Regions from separate parts of the Homo sapiens genome. Here all the other regions are linked to region 1. A link is a loop called in an ENCODE intact Hi-C map of the cell type or tissue named here. Cell type or tissue: endothelial cell of umbilical vein. All regions are shown on one strand. Region 1 holds the start of LOC107984173 (a long non-coding RNA gene). Region 2 overlaps SVIL (supervillin). Region 3 has its middle 24 kb from the start of SVIL. Region 4 overlaps SVIL (supervillin).

Evidence for each region. A loop is a pair of places that touch in the nucleus more often than their neighbours do. Peaks named below come from ENCODE experiments on the same cell type or tissue, not always from the same donor. Only the 100,000 strongest peaks of a DNase experiment are listed, where the experiment ranks them.
Region 2: it touches region 1 in a loop (4-fold over the local background); 7 of 110 quality-filtered maps call a loop at or near these places.
Region 3: a loop joins it to region 1, with 6 times the contacts of the local background. A loop is called at or near these places in 13 of 110 quality-filtered maps.
Region 4: it touches region 1 in a loop (7-fold over the local background); 9 of 110 quality-filtered maps call a loop at or near these places.

Annotation. Positions count from the first base shown.
Region 1 is chr10:29,854,913-29,862,912 of GRCh38, forward strand. It overlaps LOC107984173 (a long non-coding RNA gene), which reads left to right and starts at 6,105. Exons shown (of 3, transcript XR_001747288.1): 1 at 6,105-6,299; 2 at 6,806-6,899; 3 at 7,328-7,586. It overlaps LOC124902402 (a long non-coding RNA gene), which reads right to left. Exons shown (of 2, transcript XR_007062100.1): 1 at 7,960-8,000; 2 at 6,988-7,423. RefSeq lists an enhancer at 6,602-7,801. In endothelial cell of umbilical vein, a CTCF peak has its summit at 3,733 (motif pointing left); DNase peaks (open chromatin) are centred at 3,709 and 7,419; H3K27ac peaks cover 347 bases.
Region 2 is chr10:29,531,696-29,539,695 of GRCh38, forward strand. It overlaps SVIL (supervillin), which reads right to left. Exons shown (of 38, transcript NM_021738.3): 7 at 4,294-4,374; 8 at 834-1,763; 9 at 307-477. Among named protein-coding and RNA genes, the nearest start is that of MIR604, 9.4 kb to the right of the region's middle. RefSeq lists enhancers at 6,415-6,916, 6,917-7,416. In endothelial cell of umbilical vein, a CTCF peak has its summit at 4,004; a DNase peak (open chromatin) is centred at 3,886; H3K27ac peaks cover 1,127 bases.
Region 3 is chr10:29,655,459-29,663,458 of GRCh38, forward strand. It overlaps a transcript of SVIL not described here. Among named protein-coding and RNA genes, the nearest start is that of SVIL, 24 kb to the left of the region's middle. RefSeq lists an enhancer at 3,078-4,277. In endothelial cell of umbilical vein, no CTCF peak of the experiment used is centred here; DNase peaks (open chromatin) are centred at 1,183 and 3,793; H3K27ac peaks cover 3,767 bases.
Region 4 is chr10:29,586,377-29,594,376 of GRCh38, forward strand. All of the region lies in intron 1 of SVIL (supervillin), which reads right to left. Among named protein-coding and RNA genes, the nearest start is that of MIR938, 12 kb to the right of the region's middle. In endothelial cell of umbilical vein, a CTCF peak has its summit at 4,498 (motif pointing left); DNase peaks (open chromatin) are centred at 4,055 and 4,185; H3K27ac peaks cover 1,726 bases.

The DNA.
Region 1 (8,000 bases):
TGGCCAAGTTACAACTGTGAAGCCATCCCTGCAGTGTGACTTTCTTCTCTCTGACTGCAAACTTACTGATGCCTCTAAGTCTCTCATTTTTCGGTCATCTGAACACCACGAAAAGAACCTAACTTGGACATTTTTATGATTTATTTTCAGAGGTTTATAAATTGTCAAAGTTTTCTCAGAAATATTTTTCATAAAGTCAAAGAATTAAGGGAAAAAACAAGAACTTGTTCAGGTCATCCCTTGAGCAGACACACACCTGAACCTCACCAAACTTCTGGAAATTTCTTCCACTTAAAACATGCTTTTGCTTGGTGGCTTTCAACCTTGGCTGACATTAAAACTATCTGGGAAGCTCTAAGATAGTACCATGCTCAGGCCACACCCAAGACTAATAAAATCAGAATCTCCAGGGGTGGGGGGTTTTAAAAGCTCACCAGAGGATCCTGGTGTATAATCACTAAGGCTGGATAAAGATAAAGATTAGATGGCCTTTCTCAATAATCCTTTTCACTGATGAATTTCTTCTGATGCTCTCAGAAAAAAATTTCTCTCTCTCTCTCTTTCTTTTTTTTTTTAACTGAGACACAGTCTTGCTCTGTCACCCAGGCTGGAGTGCAGTGGCGCAATCTTGGCTCACTGAAACCTCTGTCGCCTGGATTCAAGTGATTCTCATGTCTCAGCCTTCCGAGTAGCTGAGACTACAGGCGTGCACCACCACGCCTGGATAACGTTTCTGTATTTTTAGTAGAGATGGGGTTTCACCATGTTGGCAAGGCTGTTCTCAAACTCCTGACTTCAGGTGATCCTCCTGCCTTGGCCTCCTAAAGTGCTGGGATTGCAAACATGAGCCACTGTGCCTGGACTTTTTTTTTTTTTTTTTTTTTTTTGAGGCAAGGTCTCACTCTGTTGCCCAGGCTGGAGTGCAGTGGTGTGATCACGGCTCACTGAAGCCTCCACCTTTTGCTGGGCTCAAGTGATCCTCCCACCTCAGCCTCCCAAGTAGCTGGGACCACAGGCGTATGCCCCATGCCTGGGTAATTTTTTTTTTTTTTTTTGAGACTGAGTCTCAATCTGTCACCCAGGCTGGAGTGCAGTGGCACAATCTCAGCTCACTGCAACCTCCACCTCCCAGGTTCAAGCGATTCTCCTGCCTCAGCCTCCTGAGTAGCTGGGACTACAGGTGCATGCCACCACACCCGGCTAATTTTTTGTATTTTTTGTAGAGACTGGGTTTCACCATGTTGCCCAGGCTGGTCTCAAACTCCTGAGCTCAAGTAGTCTGCCCACCTTGGTCTCTCAAAGTGCTAAGATTATAGCCATGAACCACTGTGCCTGGCCAAATTTTCTCATTCTTAACTGAGGTTCCTTTGGTGGAAGGCTCATTTCTCTGGTGATTTTACACCATAGTGTGAAAGTGTTGATTAGCATAATTTTCTTTTTAGGACAACTTGTTACTATATTATTAAAAACTTTATAAACTGCATATTTATTTGGCCAGCATTTTGATTCTTAGGACTTTATTCCAGAGGAATTAAAAACTGTGCTCAAAGACGTATATATGGAAGTTCATGAAAGCATTGCTTACGACAGCAAAATTTGGAGGCAACTTGGCAAATATTTGAGAAAGTGTATTCATATGAGAGAATGTAATCATTAACTTACATTTACGTTCATGTTAACCAGAACAGAAAATACTGTAGTAGGAAAAGTAAGAGTTAATTTCAGATTAAAAATACATACATTTTTCAGATGTGTAGGGAAAAATACTGAAAGAGTTTACTTTAAAACATATGTTGTTGGCTGGGCGGGGTGGCTCACGCCTATAATCCCAGCACTTCGGGAGGCCGAGGCAGGTGGATCACGAGGTCAGGAGATCGAGACCATCCTGGCCAACATGGTGAAACCCAGTCTCTACTAAAAATACAAAAATTAGCCGGGTATGGTGTCACGTGCCTGTAGTTTCAGCTACTCAGGAGGCTGAGGCAGGAGAATTGCTTAAATGTGGGAGGCGGAGCTTGCAGTGAGCCGAGATCGCACCACTGCCTAGGCGACAGAGCAAGACTCCGTCTCAAAAAAAAAAAACCAAAAAACATATGTTGTCAGTTGTTACCTTGGATGGTTGGTTTTGTAACTGTTTTTTTAGAATGCTCTTCTGAGTTTTTCAGATGTTCTGTTTGAGTATTATTATTGTTTCATTAGAAACATCAATAAAGTAGTCTTCAGAAAATGCTAATTGAGGCCAGGCACTGTGGCTCATGCCTATAATCCCAGCACTTTGGGAGGCCAAGGCAGGAGTTCAAGACCAGCCTGACTAATATGGTGAAACCCTGTCTCTACTAAAAATATAAAACTTAGCTGGACGTGGTGGCATGCACCTATAGTCCCAGCTACTTGGGAGGCTGAGACAGGACAATTGCTTGAACCTGGAAGGCAGAGGTTGCAGTGAGCTGAGATTGTGCCACTGCACTCCAGCCTGGGTGACAGAGCAAGACTCTGTCTCAAAAAAAAAAAAAAAAAAAGAAGAAAAAAAGAAAACGCTAATTGAAAATGCAGTCTGGAAATATGAGTACCTCCATTCCTTACCTACATTTCATGTCTTATTTTTTAATAAAATATAATGGTATTTGCTGGAACGATTGTTCAGTTGTCTTCAGAGAAGAATATTCTCCTTTTTGATTGTTGTTATTAAACTCAGCTGTCTCCAGGACAGATTAAGACATTCTTTTTTTCAACTACCCAGATCCCCCTTGACTAGAGCAAATAGCTAAGTTCAGAGGAATTTTTGGGAAGAGTCTCAGCCGAACTCTCAGAGAGTAAGGAAAATCCATGAGATGATATGGAGCCTGGGCTGTGACAGACATGTATTTGTTGTTGATAAAGGAAGAATATATTTGTTAATACTCTTAGCAGAAGAAAACATAGAGAAAATTATGTTTGTGTCTTAAGAAGAAAGAGGAAATCCAGGCTCAGTGGCTCACACCTGTAACCCCAGCACTTTGGGAGGCTAAGGTGGGAGGATCGCTTGAGGCCAGGAGTTCAAGACCAGCCTGGGAAATATTGCAAGACCTAGTCTCTAAAGAAAATTTTTAAAAAGTAGAGGAAGAAAAAGCAAGAATTCTTAAAAAGTAAAAAAAATTGCACAATCCATTTGTGAACTGGAACAACTAAAATGTCCAACAGAGAAAGTGACTTTGAGTTGAACATGAAGTAGAGCAAGTACCCTGAGCCCAGGGAGAGCTCAGAGGGTAGACAGATATCACTGTGGATCCCAGGAAAAGGACGGCTTCCTCAGAGCAAAGCATCCTGCTCAATTTCAAGATGACATTTAAGGAAAGCAACATGTTTTTTAAAGCTTGGGTACCGAAGTTATGGCCAAAAGTTTAAACTGAGATATACAAGAAGATGCTACAAGAAGTAATATAATATGAAGTTCAGATCTGGCTGGGAAAGGAGAAAGAGGCAGGAGGAATGACAACTTTATGGAGTACCCTCTTTGACAGAAGTGTGGTTCGTGCGTCCCCTCCACAGCCGTGGAAGCTGGACAGGCAGGGCTGCAGTGAGAGATGCACTCAAAAGAGCTGTGGGCATTGTTTGGCAGCGGCTCGACAGCTGCTCAAATTGCAGGAGACAAGAAGTTAAACAGGACGCTGGCTTTCCAATCGACTTGTGCAAAGGAATTTCTATTTTAGGAGGAACAGAGGCCTTGAGTCCACAGTGCCACCTGCAGGGGGCCAGCTGGGCAGGGAGGAAGAAGTCACAAAATCACTCGGGAATAGTTTAGTTGCCAGGGGGCCCTGGGTCCATCTGAACTGAGTCACGGCACTTGCACTAAAGCAAATCTACTCACAGACTGATTACTACTGATTTGCTCAGGGAAAAGTCCCTCTCCCTAAACTAGGACTCACTCTACCAAGAGTTTCCTTGGCTGATATAAGGATCAGAGGCTACTTCACATGACTTCTCACCATCACTGATGCCACTCTTAGTCCTGCTGCAATGTACCTTTCACAGGGATGGGTAGCAGAGAGGATCAGCTCTGTTTTCATCATTATTTTTTTGGTTTTGTTTTTTTTGTTTGTTTTCTTTTAGAGACAGGGTCTTGCTGTGTTGCCCAGGCTGGAGTGCAGTGGAGCAATCACTGCTGGAGTGCAGTGGAGCTCACTGGAGCCTCCAGCTCTTGAGCTCCAAGTATCCTCCCACCTCAGCCTCCTGAGTAGCTGGGACTACTGGTGCATGCCCCCGTGCCTGGCTAATTACATTTTTTTTTTTTTTTTTTTTTTTTAGAAACTGGGTCTTGCTATGTTGCCCAGGCTGGTCTCAAATTTCTGGCCTGAAATAATCCTCCCACCTCGGCCTCCCAAAGTGCTGGGATTACAGGCATGAACCACTGCACCCAGCCTGTCATCATTGTTGAAAAGCATTTTAAGTACCTCCCAGCTGCCCTGCTGGCAGAGGAGGCAGATGCATCCTATAGAGTAGTGGGTACAAACATGGGCTTCAGCCTCAGCCAGCCTTGGGTTCAAATTCCAGCCAGGGAAGGGACAGGATTCAGCAGGGCCAGGATTAGAGTCAGGTGATTAAGGCTGAGTCCCAGTATAAGGTCAGAGTCTGTCTTTTTTTCACATTTTAATATTTTACTATGGAATGTTTTCACTAATTTTGCATTTTTAAAAAATTGCACTGAAATATCCTTTACCTTGCTTACTGAGCCTTTTGGCTTTCCTTTACATTTTGCACCAAACTGAGTGCTCACTCACCTCACCTAGTCTCAATATAGTCCAGCCCAAGCATGTCGGTTTCATGAGGTTGTGCAAGTCATTTTAAATCTTGCTTTCATCGTCTGAAAATGGGATGATTAACAGATTCTATCTTACAGGGTTTTGTAAAGTTAAATGAGATAATGCCCTTAAAACTCTTAGCACGGGACCTGAAGTGTACATAGGTGTGCAATAAACTGCCTGTACCTTTGCTAAGTCACCCTATGGCCAGGATCTGATGTGTTGCACACAGCAAACCTAGATATAGCGTGTGCCTCCTGAAGGAATCATTTGCTTGAAGAGAGAACATGAGTCAGTGCCCAAAAAGCATGTTACTGCCAATAAGAACCACATTTTACAAGACAGAAAATGACCCGCCAAGCCATTTCTGGACACTTACTAATAAAATGTAGCTAATTTCAAATTGGGATCCAGACTATGACTTGAGCCGGGCTGCAGGTTGTTAAAAACCATGAGCAAATTCACAGATCCCAGAGTAGAAGAAATGCCCTTTGCTGAGAATCAGCCGAAATTGTGGTGTGTGTTGGAAAACAGCAGCAAGTACTTATTCCTTGGACACCTTGTCCTCAGCTAAGGCATTTGCTAGGCACCCGTAGGAATATATGCTTGAGAAATAGGCGAAACTACTTGCGAACACGTGCACCGACCAAGGCTGCTGTATGCCCTGCAGTGCATATAAACACATGGTGGGAGTGAGCTCAGGGTGAAAAGATGTGTTAAGAAACACATTATATCAACCACATCCGCCCTTCCACACATTCTGGGAAAATGACAGTTTATGCTTTCAATGTTGCCGTTTCCAAAGAACCGTGATTTAGTGTCTCATATAAAAGTACAGCAGGCAAGCTGGATCCATTTCAAATTTACTAGTAAAATTAAAATTAGTTCTTTGAAAATTGAAAAACTTTCAGCCAAGAGATTCATTCTGGTTTCATGACATTTGTAAAATTGTTCTATGTTTAAGGTTTTAGGTATTGAAAACATCTGTCCTATTTCCTAAGGTAAAACTCAATGCTAAAAGGAATGACAGTGAAAAAAGGTGACTGATGAGCTTTTGAATTTCAACTCTCTTTACTACTTGGAGTCTGGAAATAGCTTGTGATAGGCAGAATATGGATCCCCCAAAGATGTCCACGTCCTAATCCCTGCAATTTGTGAATATGTTGCTTTTGTAAGGAACTTTGCAGATGTGATTAAATTAAGAATCTTGAGATGGGAAGATTATCTTGGATTATTTTAGTGGGCCTAAATGAATCACACAAATCTTCAAAATCAGACAACCTTTTCTTGCCATAGTTGGAAGGCGATATTCCTGCAGAAGAAAAGTTAAAAAGATGCAACTTTGCTGGCTTTGAAAATGGAGAATAGGCCATAAACAAAGGAATGGAGCAGCTGCAAGGAGCTAAAAGACAAAGAAATAGATTTCCCCCTAGAACCTCCAGAAAGGAATGCAGCCCAGCTGATGCCCTGATTTTAGTCCAGTGCAACCTGTGTTGGACTTCTAACTTCAAGAACTGTAAGGTAATATATCCGTCTTGTTTTGTTTTTTCCTTTTTTGAGATGGAGTCTTGCTCTGTTGCCCAGGCTGGAGTGCAGTGGTGTGATCTCGACTCACTGATTCTCCTGCCTTAGCCGCCCGAGTAGCTGGAATTATAGGTGCCACCATGCCCAGCTAATTTTTGTATTTATAGTAGAGATGAGGTTTCATCATCTTGGCCAGGCTGGTCTTGAATGCCTGACCTCAGGTGATCCGCCTGCCTCAGCCTTCTAAAGTGCTGGGATTACAGGCATGAGCCACCGTGCCTGGCTACATCTGTCTTAAGTCACAAAGTTTGTGGTGATTTGTTATAGCAGCAAAAAGCAACTAATATACAGCTGAAATTATATAACTTTCCATTCATCAATTTCATGACTTATTGTAGCTTTACTAGGTATTTAAAAGCAAACTCTAGTATAGTATTTTTAAAATTCTAATATTTTTATTGTTGGGTCTTGCATCCTTGTTTTCTTCTCCTCATTTATCCTAGGATGGTAGGACCTACAGATTCTTGATTAGATTATAGATGCAAAAAAAGAACCTGGAATTATTCCCCAAGAAGCTCCTTCTTCTGAAACCAAGAGGTGAGGAATGCTCGTCTGCTCCAGGACATGCTCAGTGAGATGAAAAGCTGTATGCATGGGAGTTGGGCCATGAAGTGCAAGACGCAAACCCTTGAAATCGTTTTTAATGAAATATAAACATTGAGTTAGCATGAGGGCCACAGTTTCTGGGTGGTTGGTTCTAAGTTTGGCAATCAGGACATAGAGGGAAAATTCTCCTGCTTTAATGGCCTCCAGATGTTCTTTTGGTCCCAACTGAAAATTTCTCATCATTTATGGTTAATATTTTTGTCAGCAGCAGAGTTTTGTTGTAATGTCTCCAAACTGGTGGTAGTGACCATTAGTCATTAGACAAACCCCAAATAAGGGTTTAATCTTGGGGTCACTTTAAGTGTTCCATTATATTTCACTTAATGAATAGTCATCAGAATGTTCTGTTTGTACAACAGGGGACTACATGATTCTATCTGATGACAACCAGTCAGTGATCTCAGGTATAAAATGCAATGTCCTATTGTAACAATGGCTGGCATTACACCCAACATCTAGAAGAAAAAAAACAATGATGTCAGAAGGCAGTCATCTGGAGTGAATAAAAGGCAAGAGGCTTATTGCAAATTCTAATGCACTTCATCATAGAATTTTAATTAACTATTCCATTCACACCAATTGGGGACTATTAAAGCAGTCGTTTCTGAGAAGCAATCTTTGGGAAATTCAGGTAAAAAAAGACAACTTCTGTCTTCTGGAACAATAAGGTTATGACTTCCTACACCTAATAAAAGGTGACTATATAGCCAGGCGTGGTGGCACGCGCCTGTAATTCCAGCTACTCAGAAGGCTGAGGAATGAGAATCGCTTGAACCCGGGAGGTGGAGGTTGCAGTGAGTAGAGATCGCACCACTGCACTCAAGCCTAGATGACAGTGAGACTCTGTCCCCCACTCCCCCCACAAAAGTTATCATGCAGGATCTGCCCTGGGATATAGTTTAATTATGTAACATAGTCTGAAAATAAGCAAATTACTTATATACATGCTTTGATCTTTCTCTATCTGAGGAATGGGAAGAACATAGTTTACCTCTCTAGAAGTCGCTTCTGAGAATTGTGGTCCATGCTCCA
Region 2 (8,000 bases), 320 kb before region 1:
ATCTGGAGTCTAATTTAACAAGGGGTAAAAAACATTAAAACCATTAAATAAAGAAAAATAATGTTTCTTACTTCTTATCATCTGAATGCAATGTAAAATTGTGTATGTATCATAATACCGCTGTAAAGGCTAATATTCTTTAAAAAGACTTTTAAATAAGCCAAATAAATAACGCTTATAGGTTAGATGGAACAATTATGGAATCGCCAACATCCTATATAAATAGCGTCAAGACCGTCAGTGTGGTAAAACTCCTGTGTCATTGCCACGTTCCTGGATGAGGAAACTGCGCATACGCATGCCTACCTATCCGATTCCTTTCGTTCTGCTGAAGTTATAGGTTGGGTTCTAAATCTCTCGGAAGTTTTTCTACTTTCACCAGGAGAAAAATAGCGTCTTGGTTTCCGGGACCCTCTCTCCCGTTCCACACCGGTGGGCAAGCCAGGTCCTTCAGCCGACCTCTCCACCCGTGATTTGCTTTGAGAATCAAAGGGCAGAGAGTATAAGGAAGGCAAACGAAGACAGAGAAAGAGAAGATGGCAAAGGATTATGCATCTCCGTGAGTCAAGGGACAGACACCACCAAACCCCTCTTCATGCCTCTACCATGCACGTAAGGAAGGAGACATTCCAGACACCCAATCCACTAGTTCCCCATTAGTAGGCAGAAGCAGAGTGGTAGTTTTTGAGCCATTTTCCGCATAGTCGCCCTGCACGCACTTGTGAGCTAAGCTAATATGATTCAATGCAGAACACAACACAGGTCGAGGAGTGAATCATTCTGCCAGGGACGTGCAAGTGACACAGCTGGAGGGCGTGTGAAGCATCACCTACAGTTCAGGTCTCCTGCAGGCGTTGGCAGATGCCAGGAACGCACTTCGGAGCTGGGCGACAGAGACTTTTGTGTCCAGCATGCTGATCTCCCCATAAGGCCCTTCGGTCTTGGAGCTGGGCAGCTCCAGCTCTCTCCTGGAAGCTGGGTCCTTATACTTCAAGGCCTGGAGCTGAGGGGGGCCTGTGAAATCTGACAGAGAGCGGGTACGGACCTTGCGCTTTTTCGAGGCTTCCCTGTTGTGACCAGTTGGTTTGGCGTCTTGGGACACAGGCTCACTTTGAATGTAGAGAACCATCTCGCTCCTGCCTGTCCTCTCAGTGGGCTGGTGCGGAGCTTGAGGGGGTTGTGCCACGTTTTCCAGTTCCTTCTGATGCTCTAAGGTGACTGTGCTCACAGCAGGCTTACCAAAGTCCTCATTTCTAGAGGGATCTTCTGGGCTTCTCACTAGCCCATCACCCTCCAAAGCCAGTAGGGTTTTCTTGCTTTGCTCGAGAGCTTCAGTGAAGCACACATCTTCTTCTTTTTCTTCTCCTTCTCCTTCCCCTTCTTCTTCTTCTGCTTTTGACTCGCAGACATGGAGAACTGGGCTATCCCTTCCGTCACCTTCTAGAACCGTCAAGCTGGGAGGTTTGGGGACATTCTGGGTGGCTGATGCTACCCAGCTACACTCAGATGCATTTTCTGGGGTTTCTGGCGTCACTAGCTTGGCGGTGTGACCGGTATCTGCGGGTTGGACATAGCCACGGATTGGCTGTCGTGTAGAGCCTGCTGCCTTGCTGGGGACCCTATCAAAGGCTGAGTGCTCAGACTGAAATGACACGTAATGGACTGGCGCTGGCTGGTGTCTCCTCTGAGTTACGGACTCTGAGGCGAGTTCAGGGCTGTTTCGAGCACTTTCCTCTTTCACCAATTTTTCTCTAACTTTAACTCTTTAAGAAAGAAAAAGGATTTAAGTTGCAAAGTGCAGTAACGGCCTCACAGGAGGAAAGCATGCGTAGATCACAGATTACCAGTGAATGGAAACTGACCTGAGAGAGAATAACTTGTGAAAAAGCATTTTGGTGTCTAATGTCAACTACTTGTCAGATGATCCTGAGTTGAGTTTCCAATTTGCATATGTATGCCCAGGAGGTGCAAAACTAACTCTACCCCTGTAAAAGCTGGCAGGGGTCAGATGCTATCCTGGGGGAGAATGGGTCCCTTCTGACTAAATAAATACCCAGAAGCCACAGAAAAATGCGTTAATATCCACCACCAGCATGCATTAGGGCATAATGAGCCTGGTCCCTTGAATCAGTAAGCTTTCCTCATGTACACGCCCAGAACACGGACTGTGGGGGAAGGTTCCTGGCATACAGACACCTATTGACCAAACGCTGTAATTTCATTGTCGTCTGAAAATGTAAGAGCACTCACGATTATTTATGCTTTTTATTTAGTTCAAGATACAACAATCACCTCTCTTTTAAAGCACTCAACTAGACATTCACAAGCTTTTTCATGCAATGCAGAGTATATTCATTCATTCAGAAGGCATGTGGCCAGTCTGGGCATCATTATGAATAATTCTAGCACCAAAAGAATGTTAGAGAAAAGATAGTTGCTGACAGAACTAATGAAGTGAACATTTCCCACCACCATCCCCCTGTCCTGCTGTTATGCTCTTAGTTAAAAATGAATCCCAAAAGAGAGGCCGGGCCCTGGGGCTCATGCCTGTGATCACAACCTTTTGGGAGGCCTGGGCAGGAGGATCATTTGAGGCCAGGAGTTTGAGACCAGTTTGGGCAACATAGTGAGATCTTGTCTCTACAAAAGTAAAAAACAATATCTAGGTGCAGTGGCGTGTGCCTGTAGTCCCAGCTACTTAGGAGGCTGAGGCAGGAGGCCCACTTGAATCCAGGAGTTTGAGGCTGCAGTGAGCTATGATTGTACAGCTACACTCCAGCATAGGCAACAGAGAGAGGCTCTGTCCCTAAAAAACAAAAATAAAATAAAAATAAAGAGAGATTGCTCCAGTTGTTTCTAAAGTTATTCAAATATCTGAGAGCAAAACTGACATCCTTTTCAAAAGCTACAGACCTTTTTCCATTACTGCAAAACAAAGAAACCAAGAGCTCTGGCTGTGGGGTTGGAAGAGACCTCTGCTCAGATCCTGGCTCAGTCAGGTTGAGCTGTGTAGTGTTGGGCAACTCACCTGCCCTTAGTAAGCCTCAGTTGCTTTACCTTTTAAATGGAAATAATAGTGACATAATGTAATGTGATATTTGCAAAGCACGTGGCTTAGTGCTTAGCAAAGAGTAAATGTTTAATAGTGTTATCTAGTTCTTATTTTTGGTTTTTGAAGTACCATGTAGTGGGAAAGGAGACACAATTCCAACTACTTGAGAATGGAAAACTGATTAGGGCTCAGCTTTAAAAAGCAAAGAGGGCTTTTGGAGTGGGAAAAGGGATTTCTTGCGGGGAGAGGAATTTAGACTGTTTACTTAAGCTTAATTGGCAAAAGTAATTATTTATGATGTGCACTGTATGGAAAAGAATAGTTTATTTAATGACAAGTGCACCCTGCTAAATTTGATAAAAACTCCTATATATTTTTTTTAACGTACGAGGCAGTGTATCTATATATGTGTCATTAAAGGACAATCCACACAGACGCACATAGAGGTGGTAACTATGAACAACTCAGGGAAAGAAAACATTCTTAGTTGTTATTTTTCCCAGAGATGAGCCAGTGTTGGAGGTTTTCATACTTAAAACGTTTGTTAATCAAAAGGAGACTGAAGCGCGGTTCCAGTTCTCCTGTGGAATGCGTGCTCCTGATCAGAGACAATCTGAATGTTGTCCTCAGCCAAGAACAAAGTGACTGTCAGAAACTCTGTGTGTGGAGCTTTGTCCTTCCATGACTTACTCATTCTGACTCCTTCCGCCTCTCCCTGCCCCCAGTCTTAAAAATGAAATGATAGGGGGTTTTGTTTGCTTTTAAAACCACATGCCCTAAATTTAACTGTTGAAAATTAACTACTGGTTTAGAGATGAGGAGATATGAAAGCAAGGAGGCTGGAAGGGCTGGGAGCAGTGGGAAGCTGAGCAGATGGGACGCCGGCTAGCGAGTCCAGCTATGGAAAGGAGCCCAGGGCCTGGCTGGGTGCTCACTACTGCCCCTCACTGGCCAGTCCTATGTGAGTTGGTGAGAAGGGAAAAGCAAAAGGTCAAGTAAAAGGTTTGTCAATCAAGAAAGATTGACAAAGATTGAAAAAGAGGGGGAAGGAGAGATACTATTAGCATGGATTAGGGCATGTGGAGGGGAAAAGCAAATGATTAGAAAGTAACTTCCACGTGATTTTCAAGTGCACTGGTATTAAAGAAGGCAAGAGGAGAGTGGGTGTTAGCTGATGTGTGGTCAGGCAGGAGGAAGCAACACTCATGCACACAAGCCCCAGAGGGCCGGCGTGCGGGTACCTGGAAGGCCAGTTGATAAGTGAAGGTGTGTCCCCTTCGGAATCTTTCTGGAGAAACCACTCATGTTTGGGTTTCCCTGTACTATTGTGTACAAAAAACAAAACCAGATAATCTCTATTAAAACGTCAACATATACACAGACTTTACCATAACTTAAAACCTAAAGGCTGATTTTTATTAAGAATAATCCTCACTTATAAGTGGGAGTTAAACATGGAGTACACATGGTCACAAAGAGGGAGCAGCAGACATGAGGGCCCACTTGAGGGAGGAGAGAGGCAGGAGGGCGGGGATGGAAACACAACCTGTGGGCTGCTGTGCTTATTACCTGGGTGACAAAATATTTAATACACCAAAGCCTTGTGACAATTTACCTACATAACAAATCTGCACATGTACCCCTGAACCTAAATTAAAACTTAAAAAAATAAACAAACAGGAATATTATAGGGAAAAAAAGAATAATTCTGTCTTTTGAAAATGTATAAGCACATTTTGCTATAGAGTTCATATTCACTTCATGGAGTTTCCAGGACATGTGGCTCACTACTAAAATCAAGAGGTAAAAATAAATGTATCTAAGGCCATCAAATCATGTGTTTTCCCAAGTAATTTTAAATTATTAGAAAGGAGTCTGTTGGCCGGGTGCAGTGGCTCACGCCTGTAATCCCAGCACTTTGGGAGGCCGGGGTGGGTGGATCACCTGAGGTTAGGAGTCCAAGACCAGCCTGGCCAACATGGTGAAACCCCATCTCTACTAAAAATACAAAAAATTAGCCGGGTGTGGTAGTGGGCACCAGTAATTCCAGCTACTCGGGAAGCTGAGGCAGGAGAGTTGCTGGAACCTGGGAGGTGGAGGTTGCAGTGAGCCGAGATCATGCCACTGCACTCCAGCCCGGGCGATAACAGCACGACTCTGTCACAAAAAAAAAAAAAAAAAAAAGAACGGAGTCTATTATAGTCACACTCTGCCCACAAATACCAGGCAATTCTCTTGTAAGCAGCTGACTAAAAGTAAAAGGTAATTTAATTTCCATAAGTTTTGCAGTGGCACGTTGGTAAATAGCCTAATATAAAAATAGCATCTATGTAAAACAACACATTTCAAATAAAGAAGATAATTAAAATAAATAAAAATAAAATAAAATAAGTCAATGGGATCACATTTTTAGTTGCTATTACACATTTTCCTTTTAAAATTATCACTGAATAATGTGACCAACACAAGAGTTACAAGTACTAATTCAGGTCCATTCTGCTGATATTTATTGAGCTCCTAGTAAGTGCAAGTAATGAGCTAAGGAACGACGAAAATGAATCATAAATCAACATAGCCATTAAAAACCTTAAACCGCAGGTAGGCTAGGTAATATATAGTCCACACATTCATTCCTCAACACACGACTGAGTATGATGCCAAGCAGAATATGAACGAGTAATTATACCAGGCTGAAGGTATTTTAGAGAAACATCATGGGTAAGGACAACCTTGTTTTAACAACATAAAGCAAGTCAAAGGAGGAACACTCAGATTACTGCCCTGTCTCCTCTTACAATGTAGAAAGAAAAAAAGGAAATTCTACAGGCTAGTTACAATGTTTACCAGCTCAAAACTTTATGAGCCTATCTGCAAGAATTTTTCAACACCAGGCTGGAAACACATTGCAGCTCAAAAAGAAATTTCTAAAAGAAAATAAAAGTTATAATCAACTTAATTTTCTAAAATCATTTTGGTTTGAGTTTTGGTTGGAGGGGACAGGCAGGTACCTGGCACCGCTATTGTACGTCTTGCTGTAACCACTGACCTCTATCTCGGTCTAGGCTTGGACTGATCTGTTTCTCCAGTAAGATCCTTCAGCCTTGCTACTCCTAAAACTATCACCCCACCTCCCCATCCTCTGCATCACATCAATTTTGCCCACAGCAAATAAAAAGTTAAGATGTATGTAAAGTCATTTCATTTCCAAATATAAAGGGTCCAATTCATCAACTTTTATTTGATGGGAAGAGTTTGGCGCATCGCCTGCAGCCAGGAACGAAGGCAGTGCAACTCAGTCCAGTGTGCAGAGGGCAAGAGGGGCCAGCAGACGCCTGCTGTTGGAAATGACATCAAGTTCCTATAACGAATCTGCCGCCTTCACAGGGTTATGTTTAGGCTGAATGCTTTCTGTATAACAGAGGGCTTTGTAAAAGAAGTGCAATACAACTTTTCGAACATGACCTTAACTGACAAGAATAAAATTTGATCAATATCACCGTCAAACTCCATCAAGGGCTTGTGTAAGAATGTTGGCTCAGCATTTATAAAATGGAAATCCCACACAGACACAGGGGACTTACTGGGCTCCATTTGCTTATTACACCTGAAATATGAAACCAGCCAAAAACCAAAGGACTACCACCAGGGTGGTGAATACTCAAAGTCTGAGTATATAGACAGTCTCCGACTTAAAATGGTTCAATGTAAGATTTATTGACTTTAAGATGTTGTGGAAGTGATAGGCATTCAGGAGAGCCTGTGCTTGGAATTGTGAATTCTGTTCTTCTCCTGGGCCGGTGGTGTGTGGTGCGATGCTCCCCTGCGATGCTCGCAGAGGCAGTGAGCCGCCGCTCCCAGATCGCCACCAGCCATACAACCATGAGGGGAACGACCCATCTCCATAGTGTGCTGCATGGCCAGATGGTTTTGTCCAAATCCAAGCTAATGTGAGTGTTCTGAGCATATCTAAGGTAGGTTGGGTGTATTAAGTGAATTTTTGACTTAATGTTTCCTTTGTTTTTCTGACTTGCAATATTTTCAACTTATGATGGATTTATTGGGATGCGACCCCATTCTAAGTTGAGGAACATCTGTAAAATAAATACAAATGTATGTAATAAGAAACAAAGAGGCCAGGTGTGGTGGCTCACGCCTCTTGTAATCCCAGCCCTTTTGGAGGCTGAGGCAGGAGGATCCCTTGAGGCCAGGAGTTCGAGCCAGCCTGAGCAACATAGCAAGACTCTGTCTGTATTTAAAAAATTAAAAAGTTAGTGAAGCATGGTGGCATGTGTCTGTAGACCTAGCTACTCAGGAGGCTGAGGCAGTAGGATCCTTTGAGCCCAGGAGTTTGAGGCTGCAGTGAGCTATGATTGCACCACTGCACTCCAGCCTGGGAGACAGAGTGAGACTCGGCCTCTAATAAATAAATAAATAAATAAATAAATAAATAAACAAACAAAGTATGTGAAGGCATCATGCCTAGGACATAATAAGCCTTTTAAATGCTTTTCTTATCTTTTTCCTTCTTCACAGTCAACACAGCAATGAAAGTTTATGAATTTCTCTTTTTATGCTTTGAAGACATAATACTTATGGAGACCCAATTCAGAAGTCATGCGATTTTCAGCAGGGTGAGTCCAGCCTCACCAGGAGGGCCTGACTTTGTCTTTAGTACATTTAAAGCAGGAGTGATCTAGAAAAGCATTTCTCCAAGTAAGGGTTTCAGGATCCCTGAGGTTGGCTATGACATGTATTTGGGTGAGGTTATCTGCCATCTGAAATGAAAATGAGAGAGGGATGAGGAGACGCCTAAATCAGACACCAACAGTGAACACGCTGTCCTGGGCGCTGTGTAGCAATGATCTCACAGAATGCAGCCACTTCTGAGTTGTGCAGCAGCATCTACACTTTCGACACTCCCCTCTTCTGTCTCCCATCTCCCCCATCA
Region 3 (8,000 bases), 200 kb before region 1:
TATCCCACCTTCTTCTACTGCTTCGCTCTTGCCATGCTGGGCAGCTGACTGGATGGTGCCCACCCACAGCAAGGGTGGGTCTTCCTCTCCCACTCCACCAACTCAAATGTCAATCTCCTCTGGCAAGCCCCTCAGAGACACACCCAGAAAAAATACTTTACCAGGCATCTAAGCCTCCCTTAGTCCAATCAAGTTGACACCTAATATTAACCATCACAGCACCTAAAATTTACTGTTCACAAATACTGAACAGAAGTGGTGAGAATGGATATCCTTGTCTTGTCTCTGAGCTTAGGAGAAAAGCTTTCAGCCCTTCACCATTCAGTGTCATGTTAGCTGTGGGTTCTTCATAGATGTCTTTTTCAGGTTGAAGAAGTTCCCTTCTATTCCTAGTCTGTTGAGTGTGTATGTGTGGGTTTTTTTTTTTTTTTTCTGTTTCTTTTGGAGTTTTGCTCTGTCACTGGAGTGCAGTGGCATGATCTTGGCTCACTGCAACCTTAGACTTCTGTTCAGGTGCTTCTCCTGCCTCAGCCTCCCGAGTAGCTGGGACTACAGGTATGTGGCACCACGCCCAGCTAATTTTTGTATTTTTAGTAGAGATGGGGTTTCACCATGTTGGCCAGGATGATCTCGATCTCCTGACCTCATGATCTGCCTGCCTCGGCCTCCCAAAGTGCTGGTATTACAGGTGTGAGCCACCGTGCCTGGCCGAGTGTGAGTGTTTTTTTTTTTTTTAAAAACATGAAGAGGCATTCGATTTTGTCAAATGCTTTCTCTGCACAAGACATCCTCTTTGCCTTTGCTTTTCAATCTGGAAGCTTTTTCTATGCCACCCGCATAACTTGCTATTTCTCATTCTTACAAGTCTCTACTTCAGGGCATTCCTGGATCATCCTATTTTAAAGTCCCCACCCATCACTCTATCTTCTCCATTCATGCAACCACAGAACCTTCAAAGTACTCAGCCATTATGAAACCAACCCAACAGTCCCATATAGCTTTTTTTTTTAAAAAAAAGAATAAATAAACATAGAAATTGAACTTTCTGGTCTTAACATTTGAAACTTATATTTGTTTTATCTGAGATCCTTCCTCAGGAAATGACCTTCAGGCCTCTCAAAAAAAGTATCAAAGAAATGAAACTCACCAGATCACATCCAGACAATAAAATGTGGACGCTGATTCAACATGATTGCTTCCAAGCCCCTTCTGAGTTCCTGTTTTCCCACACATGATTACATTTCTTCCCTGCTATATAGCCAGTTTTGGTCAGTCAGAGAGATGGATTTGAGACTGAGCTCCCATCTCCTCGGCTGCAGCACCCAATTAAAGCCTTCTTCCTTGGCAACACTTGTTGTCTCAGGCATTGGCTTTCTGTGCAGTGAGCAGCAGGACCCAGATTGAACCCCTGGTGTTTTGGTAACAATTACTATTAATATATGTACATATTCTGATGACACTTGTATTAATATAAAGTTTGGTATTTGCCAGCACATATTCATAATTTTAGTCCTTGCAATAATAGTATCTACAAAGTGAATACTATTATAAGCATCTTACACATAAGGAAATTGAAAGAGAGGTTACATGTCTTTTCCAAGATCATGCAGTTTATTAAGTGTCAAACCCAGGATTAAAACCCAAGCCACTGAGCTGCAGATACCAGGCTCTTAAACATTTGCTATTGTGTCTCTCAATGATTACCTTTCCTTAATTGTTAATGTATTTATTATCTAAACATGAGCACTGTCAACCTCAGTTTTTGCTGCATCCCTAGCATCTAACACCATCCATGGCTGGTGCGCAATCAATATTTAATGAACAAATGGAACACTGGTCTTAAGATGCCTCACAAGAAAATAGTTCCATGGAACTCTGGTGAGCACTGCCCACTACTCACACCCATCAAGATTCACAAAGCTCATTAGTTTTGAAGAAGGTCATTTAACTTTAATCCAATGCTTTCCAAACGCACTTAGGCATAGACCCATCCTCTGACCCAGGTCCCCACTGTATTAGTGGTGTAGGGAGCTGTGTTCCAGGGAACACACTTTGAGAACTCCTGCTCCAGAGAGGCAGGTCAAATAGCACAGTTTCCAGAAGGGTGCTCCTGTTCTCACTCCTTTGGCTGGCTCTGCTCCTATGTAAAGGTCCTATCTAATTCACACTCCCCGAAAGCTCCCTAATAGCCACGGCTCAGCTCAGAAAGAAAACCACAGCTGTAAGCTTTCCTGTTCTTTCCTGAAGTTCATAAAGGGCACACTGGGACACATGACCATCGAGGAAAAATGAAGACATTTCCAACCATCACAGTGGCTCAGCTCTCCTGTATGTCTATGGTTCCACACCGCATCACAGAGGCCGCTTTAATCTTCTTCGAGCTCTGGTTTGTTGAACATGATTCAAACAAAATCACCCTTCACAATGTGCTTTAATCTCTTCTAACAGTGCAAGCAAAGCCAATAATGTGTTAACCACAAAAGTGTCATATTTCTTTCCTCAATACTTACCTTAACGCCGATATTTAAATCATGGCTTCGATGTGAAATGACTTCAAAATCATCATATCTCAGCTTTTCAAGTCCTCAAGGCCATCCACTTGAACTCTCTCTGAAAAAGGACAAAGTCTCTACTGAAAAATCTGAGAAAGAAAATAGCAAACAATACAAGACAACCACACGTACGAATGAAACTGGATACTCTGCTGTGATTAATCTGCTGCCTCCAAAGAGCTTTTTCCCTTTCAAATACTCATCAACATCAGCAACTACAGATTACAGGCAGTGGTTAAAGTATCTTTTTAAACCTCTTATAAAAAGTGCTCAATAAAAGAATGCATTTTTCCCATTCATCGTAAACTCAGTGAATAAAGTCATTTCTATGCAATGGTTCTCCAAAGCTCTTATTTTTCTGGGAGGACTAAAATTGTATTATTTGGTCTATAAGCAAGAATCATTTTTGGTAAATATGAGTACTTTCTAAATTCAAATTTAAAATCAGATCCAAATATAGGGATGGCCAGGCATGGTGGCTCCCACCTGTAATCCTGGCACTTTGGAAGGTTGAAGTGGGAGGACTGCTTGAGGCCAGGAGTTCAAGACCAGTCTGCAACAAAGTGAAACCCTGTCTATACAAAAAATTGAACAAATTAGCTGAGCGTGGAGGTGTGCTCCTGTGCTCCCAGCTACATGGGAGGCCAAGGCAGGAGGATCACTTGAGTCCAGGAGGTTAAGGCTGCAGTGAGCCATGTTTGGATCACTGTACTTCAGCCTGGGCAACAAGGAAGACCCTGTCTTTAAAAAAATTAAAAACAAAAGAACAAATATGGAGGCTTGGGAACAGCAGCCTTGCCACAAAGGGACAACTGAGAAAATAAGAAATGGGTTGAAATTCATCACGAAGTTGGATGGAACTAACAAAGACCCAATTCCACAGAAAAAGACATGCTGGGTGGAGAGTTAGGAGACTGGAATAACTCACCGAAGGCATCAGGGTGAGTGATTTGGCTATGACTTGGTCTATGTCAAGCATTCCAGGCAGAGACAATCTCTGCATTTATTTTCCTCAAAGAGTGAGGGGAAACCCCACCTATGCTAGAATGTACCAGAGTAGAATTAAGGCAAACATGCATTTCCCCTTGTGGTTTGCCTGACGAGGTGCAATTTGTATGAAAGATGACTCACAAGGTTACAGAGTCATTCTTTAGACTCGAGGGTTGACACTCTGTGTGGTTCTTAATGACTCAGCCTGGGAGAGGTCCCCAACACAGAAGGCTCCAGCCCTGCAATCCCAGACTACAGAGGAAAGCCCCTCGTTTATCAGCTGGTTAGTGGTTAACAAGCGTGGCTTTGGGAAGTCTTTTGTCTTAGGCTATTGAGTTCCATCTTCTCATCTCCTCTCTGTTGTCTACTCAGCACTTCCTTGTATTCTTACCGCCGGAAAAAGTCAGAAAAGAATTCACTCAAGCACAGAGGGCTCTGAACTGGGCAACAGCTGGCACCACACCAGGCATTGCAAGAAACCACAGCTGAATTCCTTGGCGCTCATTTTTATAAATATTCCACAGGAAGGATGTCAGAAGCCTGGTTTATCCAGCATAGAGAGAATGGGGTTCATCTCCAGAAGCCCAGCCCCAGAGGCAACTTCTAGGAAAAAATCATCTTGTGATGGGTGCGGGGTCAAAGGGGAGTCAGCCCATGTGAAGTTCCCACAAGGTTAAAAAATAAATTATTGTCACCACTGCCTGGTGGAATTCAGACAGTCATGAACTCATTCTTGTAAGCCACAGAGATGGTTGCGGTAAACACAGACAAATTATTGGGTTTAAGCAGACCGTTTTTTGTTCCAACAATAAAAAAAATCATTTTCCCTTTCCTCCACAAATCTCTTTATTACTAAAAAGCTTTGATGCCTTGAGAACTGGGCTAGATCAATGTAAGCCTCTCTTTTTCCCCTGGGACTCCTCCTTAGGGCTCCAAACTGGTTTAAAAAATCCTTTGCCTGCTTAGGAAAAGGAGACCCTCTTATTGAACCAGCCACAAAAGAAAGAAAAAGAAAACTACTCAAAAAGAAAACAGGGGCTGGGCACAGTGGCTCATGTCTGTAATCCCAGCACTTTGGGAGGCTGAGGCAGGAGGATGGCTTGAGGCCAGGAGTTCAAGACTAAGCTGGGCAATACAGTGAGACCTTGTCTCTACAAAAAAATTAAAAATTAGCTGGGCCTGCCTATGGTCCCAGCTACCCAACAGGCTGAGGAAGAAAGATTGTTTGGGCCCAGGAGTTGCAGGTTACAGTGAGCTACGATTGTACCACTGCGCTCCAGCTCGGGCAACAAAGCAACACCTTGCTTGACTCAAAAAAAAAATTAAAAAGGCAGGGTGGGGTGGCTCATACCTATTGTTCCAGCACTTTAGGAGGCCAAAGTGAGAGGATCAATTGAGCCCAGGAATTTGAGACCAGCCTGGGCAACATAGCAAGACCCTGTGTTTACAAAAAATATAAAAAATTAGCCAGGCATGGTGTTGCACACCTCCCAGCTACTAGGGAGGCTGAGGTGGGAGGATCGCTTGAGCCTGGGAGGTGGAGGCTGCAGTGAGCCATGGTCTCACCACTGCACTCCAGCCTAGGCCACAGAGCAAAATTCTGGTGGGGGGAACGGGCCAAGAGAATCACAAGAAGCCAAGAAGAAAGGGCAGAATAGAAACATTCTCATCCCTCCCTCTTCTTAAAGAGAGTGCTAATCTCTGCCCAGACGCTCACGTCTTCCCCTGGCTCATTCCCCTCCTGACCTCTGGAGCATGGGCTCTCAAACTCATAGTGTGCACAGCAATCGCCTTGGGGCTCTACAACTGTGAGTCCAGATAGAAGAAAATCTGCAGTGAAATCATGAGCTCAGGGACAAAGAAGGAGTTTAAAAAGCCTGTGCCTGGGCCGGGTGTGGTGCCTCACGCCTGTAATCCCAGCACTCTGCGAGGCTGAGATGGGAGGATCATGAGGTCAAGAGATCAAGACCATCCTGGCCAACATGGTGAAACCCCGTCTCTACTAAAAATACAAAAATTAGCCAGGTGTGGTGGCACATGCCTGTAGTCCCAGCTATTCGGAAGGCTGAGGCAGGAGAATCGCTTGAACCAGGGAGTCGGAGGTTGCAGTGAGCCGAGATTGCGCCACTGCACTCTAGCTTGGCGACAGAGCAAGACACCGTCTCACAAGAAAAAAAAAAAAAAGCCTGTGCCTGAAACACTTGAGTCCTAGAAATCTGGTTTGCTTAAAGACAAAGGGAAAACCTCAGTCACTAGAGAGTAAAACTTCAGAATATATTGACAGGAAAACCCCACCATCAACCAGCTTTCATGCAGTCAGGATCATTTAGGAAAAATAAAAAAGCAAGAATACAAACAGGAAAAGGTCCAAATTTAGGGACAGGTTGAAGTTCGAGAAACGAGTCAAACCGGAATAAAAGCAGAAAAGAATTCCAGAGGAAAACAGGGCACCGGAGAAAGGAGAATGAGCATGATTAATGCAGCAGGAGGAGATGCTAGCTAAGCTGGAGCCAGACCAGGAGGGCTTGTCTCTTCTCTCCGGGGCTCTCTTGACCTTTCCAAGGCATTTCTTTCCGGACAAAACAAACTGTTACTGACTTTCACCAGGTTACCAACCCCCTGTGCAAAAACTCTGACTAGACTCTGGGACTAAATCTAGACCAATTGCATCTGGAAGAGAGATATGCCAGACAAAGGCATCCTTTTAGGTTAATGTTTCAAGCCTGTGCTTTGACAGATGGTGCCCATGGAGGTGCTCACAGTGAATGGATGTTTCTGGTGAGTTTTTATTTTCATTTTCCAAATTCTAGAACTGAAAATCAAATAAACTTTCTTTCTTTTTTTTTGAGATGGAGTCTCATTATGTTGCTCAGGCTGGTCTTAAACTCCTGGCTTAAAGTGATCCTTCCGTCTTTGGCCTCCCAAAGGGCTGAGGTTACAGGAGTGAGCCACCATGCCCGGCCCCAGTGAGTTTTATTCACATACTACCAAACTACTAGAGTAGCAAGTGCCTCTAGTTCTGGGGCATTGAGCAGCAACTTATCCCTCTTCACCAAGCAGCCAACAACCCCCACTGCAGACCTCAGGGATGATGCTGCCATGAGACCCAACTTTTATTCTGGCTTCTTTCTCCAACCTTTTTCCCTAGATGCCTTTAGCAAGGAAACCTGGTTCTTCCAGACATTTTCACAGAGCCTTAGGCACTTCCTCCCCGGTCTCATACAAATCTTTCAGGATTCAGCCTGGATGCCCCCAGTTTCCAGGAGAGCTTCTCTGACTGCCTTCATCCATCCTCAGAGACCTCCCTGTCTCCTGAATTCATGCCAAACACCTGATGCTGATTATAAATAACAATATGGCTAATTCTCAACCATCAAGGGTTGGATTAGCCACAGGAATAATAATACCAATAAGCATAATAATCATTATTGTTATTTGAACATTTGTAAAAAGTAAATAAATAAAATGCCAAATCAACAAGACCATCTCCCCATTAGAGAAGGTCCCCATTGATTGGAACTGCACAGTGACCTGCAGACATCACTGTGTCTGGAGTAGTTCCAGGCATCCATCACCCCTCAGATAGCTGCCTACCACATTAGTGCCCAAGGCTTGCCATTCTGACAGCAATAATTCCAGAAGCAAACACATGGATGGGAAAGCCACTAGTAAGTGACTGGACTGTCACATGTGTGAGGCAAGTTAGAAGCAATGAGCAACAATTAAAGTGGGAAGCTGGCATTAGAAGACAGGGCAGCAGGGATGTATGTGCGCGCGTACACACACACACACACACACACGGAACACTTGGACGAAGGACAAATAATAGGCCAGGTGCAGTGGCTCATGCCTGTAATCCCAGCACTCTGGGAGCCCAAGGCGGGAGGATCACTTGAGGCCAGAAGTTTGAGACCCACCTGGGCAGCAAAGCAAGACCCCATCTCTACAAAAAAGTAAAGAAAATTAACTGGGTGTGGTGGCATGCACCTGTAGCCCTAGCTACTTGGAAGGCTGAGGCTGGAGGATTGCTTGAGGCCAGGGATTTGAGGCTGCAGTGAGCTATGATCACACCACTGCACTCCAGCCTGGGCAACAGAATAAGACTCTGTCTCTTAAATAATAGTAATAATAAAAGAATAGACCATTTTAAGAGCACTAACCAATGGCCCATTTTATTTGTCAAGAAAACTATAGAAGACTTTGTGATCCTAGACTTGTAATATTTTTACACAGTAAGACAGTATCTATAGAATGGTGAATATTGTTCCAAATACTGGATTTTTCAGTAAGTAAACATCGGTAGTTTCCACTATGAAGAACATATTAGATTTGATGGTGACAACTTTTCTGTACTTTACCTCTCAATCAACAGATACTTATATTTCTTTTTTTTGTTTTTTTCTTTTGAGACACAGTCTCCCTCTGTTGCCCAGGCTGGAGTGCAGTGGCACAATCTCA
Region 4 (8,000 bases), 270 kb before region 1:
ATTCACTAGTGATCACTAGTGATTGCCCACTAAGCCCTAGATACATGAGCTATACCATTCTGTCCTTGGGGAAATCACCTCCCTAATGCAAGTGACTTATTCCACTTAGCTCACTTGTGGCAGCCGTGGAACGCAGGTCCCTTGGCTCCTAAAACTCTGCCATTTCCATTGTACCACCTGACTATCTAGTTATATTTCCTCCCTACTATACACATGACCTCACCATTCAAAAAAGTTTACTATAAAACATAAACAAGATTCTGAGAGTCCACAAAACATCTTGCATTAAAAGGAAAACATTCCACATTTCCTAATATGGAATACTACGCAGCCATAAAAAAGAACGAAACTATGTCCTCTGCAGGGACATGGATGAAGCAGGAGGCTACCATCCTTGGAAAACTAACGTAGGAACAGAAAAACCAAATACTACTTGTTCTCACTTATAAGTGGAAGCTAAATGATGAGAACACATGGACACATAGAAGGGAACAACACACACTGGGGCCTTTCGCAGGGTGGAGGGTGGGAGGAGGGAGAAGATTATGAAAAATAACTAATGGGTACTAAGCTTAGTACCTGGGTGATGAAATAATCTCTACAACAAACCCCCATAACACATGTTTACCTATATAACAAATCTGCACATGTACTCTTGAACTTAAAAGTTAAAAACAAATTTTCCCGATAAAGTCCATACTCCGTAGAATAAGCCCTGATACAGAACTGAACACACAAGCTACGCAGTGAAGAAAGCCTCGTACCATTCTGTCCTTCGGACAGTCACCTCCCCCTGCAAACCTCCTGTTCTCCAACCAACCCATAAAGTATGCCTGCCAAGGAGAGTGCATATTCCTGTCATCACAGAGCACTATCATTAATAGAACAGTACTAGGCCACGTCTCCGGGGCTCGGGTTCTCCGGCTTCGTACAGGACACAAGCTCACTGCCACCGCCTCTGCCAGCCAGTCCCCAGCCACCAGCCTCCGCAGTCTGCCTAATAAGGCAATCTGCAGGTTGACGGGTGGCTTACAGGTCACCACTGCACAATGCACGCTCTGGGCTTGAAGCAAAGGGAGAGGCTACCTTTTGGCAGACAAAGGGTTACCCTGTGCCAAAAACTCTTCCAAGGCCGCACTGGGACTCCATTTACATAATAATAGAAACTTGTCCCTGCAGTTGGCCAGACTCCAGCCACAGGGTCCAGCTTACAGAGCTGAAGAAAGCTGAACTTCTGCAGTGGCCTGGAGCTTGCTCAGCCTTTACATGGAAACGTCTCCTCTTTGCCTTCTCCCAACCTCATCAGAGGACTCCCAGAAAGTCCATCTTGCAGGAACTTAGGTGGCATATATTCAATCTCCGAGACTCCCTGACTTCAAAACAGCAACCTGCAAATTGACTGCATATCCCGGATGCTTAAAAAGAAGCCATAGGTCAGGGGAACAATTCTTAGCATTCCAGAAAATGATTACACACCAGCGAAAAGTGGACGTCTGTATTTCCAGCTAAGGAGGCGGAGTTGTTGGTCAAGCGATGCCTGATTACAAATATTCATTATTTTTAATTCTATGAAGATCTGGACTCAGAGACTCTCCCCCACCCTGGCCCCTGCACTGTACTACGCATACAAGGAAAAGAACAGATCTCTGGTGATTAATTGCAGCACATTCATCATTGCATGAATTTCCTTCAGCTTTTAGCCACGGGGCCCCTTTGTCATTCAGAAGGCATCCCACCCACTGGCTCACCAGAATTTAATATGTCCCAACGGAGTTTTGAAATCTACCAGCATTTCAACAGTGGACTGGAGCTGCCGAACCACAGCAAAATTAGGAAGGGGTCAAGGAGCATGAGATAGCAATACCGTGGAGGTTAATAGTCAGCAAACCACCAGTTTAGAGTCCTGTGCCTAGTCAAATCTAGCACCGCTGAAACGTGTGCTGGTGGCAGAGACGCATCTGACACTTCGTCCCTTCACTCTGCCCTTTGTGCCGGTGTCCAGTGCGGACTCTCTTCACGTTAAGACACTTCCTGTGCAGTTTCTTGGACACCCAGCAGTGAACATACAGCACCCATTCATTCTCTGCTTCTCTGGGAAATGGAGTCTGGGATGTCTGAAACAAGACTCATGAAAAATGGTTGCCTATTAAGGGCCATTATGTTGGGGATGTAAATAGCGATTGATTTTTAATTTACACTAATTCAGCATTTACCAAACCAAAATAGTCCCTAGGAAATTCTCTGACAGAGCGTGAAAGGAAAATAGAACCTTGGGAACCCCAAACTCACTATGCCAAACGGAAAGTGAAGCTTAGGAACCGAGTCACACAAAAGCTGCCTGCCTTTTGTCCCCAGAAAGATAGCTGTGACCTCACAGGCTTAGGGTACCTTATGTAAAATGTAGATTTACTGTGCAAGAGATAAATGCGTAACTGACTTCCCCCTCCTTTGTTTTCACATGTAAAATGTAGATTCACAGAATGCTCATCAGAGCCTCACAAGAATGTGACCACTTGCCTCACTTCCTACCTCCCCCACCCCCCCTTTTATTCCTTGTCCTTAAAATACTGAAGTCCTCAAACCCAAACCCAGTTTGGAAAAAGCACAGGACATTCATCCCACTGGGACTTGTGTCCCTTTTTCCCCAGGAGCATCCTGAATGTTGGCAAAATAAACCTTTAAGTGGATTGAGATGCCTCGGTGACTTTTCGGTTCACAGGAGTTTATCAGAAATTCCTGTCTAGATATTCATGCCAAAGGGAAAAAAAACAAGGATGTGAGACACTCGACACCAAAAGCCTGTCCTCCAGCTCTGTGGAAAGCAGCGTTGGGAAACGGAGTTTTAAGTAACACCAACCCCATGCCGCCCTATCACATCATCGCCCGCACGGCCTCGACACTGAAGCACTCAGCTCACACTCACCTTTGTCTCCTCTAACTTAGGCAAAGGAGGAGAGGATCCACAGCTGGCCAACAGTGTGGTGGGAATCTGGAGGGGAGGAGAGCGGCTCTGGGCCCCCTGTAAACCCCAGAAACTGTGGGGACTTCACCAGTCCCCTTGCAAGTCCCCTGCAGCATGCAGCACGGAACAGGCTGGCATTTGTTTATTTTAATGACAAGCAGCTAATTTCCTACTGTTTAAGGCCAAATTAGATGGCACTGAAGCACCACCGTATTCCCCCTTTCCTCTTCAGCTGCCGGCTTTGGGGGCTGTTTGAGCCCTAATTGGAACTTCCACCCAGAGACCAGGCAAGAAAAGAAAACGAGGTGAGACAATTTAGCTGCTGGCTACTGACTTGCAGCAAGCTCTGTCAATCAAGACTCCTGGAACAGGGGGTCTGGAGTTGCCGAGAGACCTTGATCTACCTGGATGTTCTTATATGGCCAAACCTCAAGACCTCAGGAACTGCAAACTGAAGATAGTAATAAAAGAATACATTAATTTCCCACATAATAGGCAATGTCTACTGAACTAAAATTAAGTTTGTTCTCACTAAAAATAATGTTGTTGGCCAGGCGTGGTGGCTCACGCCTGTAATCCCAGCACTTTGGGAGGCTGAGGTGGGTGGATCACGAGGTCAGGAGTGAAGACCAGCCTGGCCAAGATGGTGAAACCCCGTCTCTACTAAAAATGCAAAAAATTAGCCAGGTGTGGTGGCATGTGCCTGTAATCCCAGCTACTCAGGAGGCTGAGGCAGAGAATTGCTTGAACCTGGGAGGCGGAGGTTGCAGTGAGCCAAGATTGCGCCACTGCTCTCCAGCCTTGGCAACAGAGCAAGACTCCGTCTCAAAAAAAAAAAAAAAAAAAAAAAAAAAAAAGTTGTAAAGGAAAATTCCTCCCTTCCAGCCCCTGGGACTCTCTCCTTAATAATAAAGATATTACCAGACCTCCTGTCCCGTGGCTCCCCAATTAAGTAAGGCTGCCCAACAGGTTCCCAGCACAAAAGAGCTATTCACATGCTTGATTGTACTGAGCCAGCCCCTGACACTCAGCCTTGACGGTATATATTTAGTCACTGTCTACGAAGCAGAACTAGAACCACTGCATTTTCCCCCGACATTAAAACGGTGCCAACCGCATGGACAGAATGATAGATTTTTATCAGATCTTTTCCTGTTCTGAAGAAAAAAAGAGTATTTGTTCACTTTAACATGTACTTTACACCTTCTGGCTAGTAGATCACATATGCCATCTGGTTGGGTGGCAGAAAGTGATCATAAAATGATGAAAGATTCAGTCATCTTTTGCAACCTATTTATATGTTTTATATTTAAGCACATTATCAGGCTGTATTTATGGATATTATTTTTAACCCGGACACATGCTTGTGTTAAGCTTGAAATATGCTGAAATACCTTTAAACCTCATCCTGCAGTGCTGATTTAACTTAGTCACAGTTATCCACATCTAAGAGTATCAGTTGAAGTACTAACCCCTCTTTGAAAAAACTTAAAAACTTGATTCCTGAACTGCACTATACCTCCCCCTGGTGGCAGAAAAGAATCAATGCATCTCCCAAAGCCAATTTTACAAAACACTCCAAATAGAAACCCTGAAGCAAGGACATCTTTGTTTAAAGTAGTTTTAATATCTCCAAGACATGCAAGAAATTAAATGTTAGCAAATTATTTCATTCATCCACTGAACAAATATTTATGGAGCACCCAAGAGGCCAAGCCCGGTTCTGGGGCTGTGGATACAGTGAGACAAACTCCCTGCCCACACAAACTTATGTTCTAGTAATAACCAAATAAAGATTAATGTTTCACACACTTATTGGCCTTCTTTTTTAATATATGTGAAGTGAAATGTGTTTACATGCATGAAATCTCAAATACTCTGGGAACACCTGTGCTTCTGCATTGCTGGTTTCTCTCTTCAGCTCCTTGGCTGTCATTCTCACCTTGACCTCCCAGGCAGGTCCAGAACTTTCTACCCCATGCCCTCAAGAAGAACCTGTTGAGTAAAATGACTGTGGGCCATGGCATTGAAACCCAGGGAATCCAAACTAAGAGGCTTTATTGTCAGCTATATAAAAGTGCTTTTGCTATTTTCAATTGTCTGTATTATAAGCTAATATACTGACAGTTATAAAAGTGAGGCAGTCTTATAAAAAAGTAATAGCTCTCTCTATAAAACCTGATGCAATCCTGTGCCATAGTAAAAATTTTGTACATAAGCATTGCTACTGTGCGAACATTTTACTCAGAATCTCACCTCTGACAAAGCAATAGTAACTTCCAGATTCTCCTCCCCTGCACCCTGCACCTTTTTAAAAAACTGACAGCCTGAGAACTATCATGTTCCTAAATACGTGAGTCCTTCCAGCACATTAGGTGCTATAGGATATACCAGGGCAGCAGACAGAACTCATGCCAGCTTATGTCATCGGCCTTGCTGCATGAAGCTCCATGCTGCGAAGGGATCTTAGCACACGTGGGGAGATCCAAGTGCTCTGGGTGAGGGCTGATGCCTGTTCCTGGCTTAGGAGGAAGATGAGCAAAGAGCCTGCCAGGCATTTACCACTGCTAGTACCTTACATGGTTCTGGGTACTGCTCTAATGCTCATGGGACATAAAGAGGTTTCTCTGGGCTGGGTGCTGTGGCTCATGCCTGTAATCCCAGCACTTTGGGAGGCTGAGGCAGATGGATCACTTGAGGTCAGGAGTTCGAGACCAGCCTGGCCAACATAGGAAAACCACATCTCTACTAAGAATACAAACAATTAGCCAGGAATGGTGGTATATGCCTATAATCCCAGCTGCTTGGGAGGCTGAGGTGGGAGAATTGCTTGAACCTGGGAGGCGGAGGTTGCAGTGAGGCAAGATGGTGCCACTGCACTCCAGCCTGGGCAACAGAGTGAGACTCTTTCTCAAAAATAGAAAGAAAGAAAAAAGGGGATTTCTCTGAAACAATGTCACTGCTTTTAAGCATCTAAGTGTAATATTTGCATATTCTATTTTCCAACATGTTACCTATTTCCGAATAAGAAAATAAAGCCTCTTCGATATTTCACAAGGCAAGGGGCAAGAAGAAGCTTCTAGAAGCACACAATTTCACAAAAGCTGAATACATGTTGGTTTCTCATTTCTGTTTCAAATTCTACCTAAGTCGCCAGGTGCTGTTCAGTTTCTTGCAGCTGCGATTCTTCCAGTTAACAGTGAGACCTCCGTAATGGAGGTTTCAATGTCAAGGTGTCCATCGTTGCATGGACTCTGACAGTTACGTAGGAAGGGGAGGAGCATTTTCCAGACCCAATATTTGATCCAAATTAACAGTAAAGTAAGCATAAAAAATCAATGTTAAAACATGCAAGGTGAACTTCGTTAGGTAAAAATCTTCTCTTGGGGTAAAAGAAGCCTAGCTGATTTTCAAGCAAAATCTGTGTGACTAAAATTACACTGAGTCTAAACAAAATTCAAATCATTCATCTAAATATTTCCTTCATGATCAAGGCCTAGATTAAAGTTCATTCTAATGACTAATGTTCTATCTCATTCTTTAGGGCTAGCAAAAGGGTGGTGGAAATAGGTTGAATTTCAACTCACTTTCTAAATTTAAAGGAAAAAAAGTCTCTAAAATTCTAATTTATTAAATTGTTGTAGGGAAGTTTTAAACAGAAGCAGGACTTTGGATATTCAAGGTCACATTGAAAGCTATCAAATATGGTGATCCAGGTTTAAATATTACCTTGAAGACTGTGGCCCTAATCTGCGCTATGTTTAAAATTTTTTGATAGCAGCCACATTGATATTTGTAGAGTTAGAGAATACTTGTTGAAAAAAAAAGAGATATTCTGTCATTTTATAGTAAAATCATATTATAACGCAATACTTCATTAACATTTTACACTATTATAAAAGTACACACAAGACACAGCCTGTCCCACAGTCCTCTGCAGGCTCTGACAGTAGCGGACAGTTGGATGTTAACTGTTAAGTGCCTGAAACTCACTCCTGGACCTTCACATAAAGGATATAGGCTGGTGTCACTAAAGATCCCCAAATATTTCAACTGTGGACTCGAGAGCATTTCTCACTCCCCATCTGCCCATCAGGAAGATTCCAGACCAAGGGAAATCCACACATGGGCCCCCCAGTTGCCTATCTGTCAGACTCAAGTCCTTAGAAGCCAAAGATGGTCTTCACTAAAACATGAACAGGGTGGTTATCAAAACCCAGATACATCAAATGCCTTCCACTCTCTGCCTCCCGGCCTCCTTCTCAAATCTCGGGCAATTCACCTCTAATTCAAACCTTCTAAGTAAAAGAACTATGGAACTTCCCAAATTTACAATGTAATATTTTGGACAATGTGCCAAAACTTATTAAGAATATTTAACACCATACACATGTTAAGAAATAGTCAATAAATCAATCCTATAATTTTTCATAAGGAAAATAATGTCATTAAATGGACTGCGCCCAAGCCCTTATCCTTAGAGACTGAGAAATGCCCTTTTATTCTTAATTTATACCCAGTTCTAAGAAACTTGGCAAAACTATGGAGACAGTAAGCAGATCAGTGGTTCTCTGGGGTTGGGAGGGGAGGGAGGAATACATAGGTGGAGCACAGTGGAGTTTTCAAGGCGGTGAAAATACCCCGTAGTGTACTACAGGTTGAGCATCCCTAATCAGAAAATCCAAAATTGGTTCAGCTCCAAAATCACAAGGTTTTTGAGCTTCGACATGAGACAATGACACTTTTGATTTCTGATTGTTCAATGGACACAAACTCTGTTTCATACACAAAACTATTTAAAATGTTATGTAAAATAAACTTAAGGCCATGTATATAAGGTATACATGAAACATAAAAGAATTTGGTGTTTAGACATCAGTCCTGTCCCCAAGATATCTCATTATGTACATGCAAATATTCCAAAATAAAAAAAAATTCTAAGATCTGAAACACTCCTAGGTCCCAACCATTTCGGATGAGAGATACTCAACCTGTATAATAATACATATTATCATTATATATTTGTTCAAACCCACAG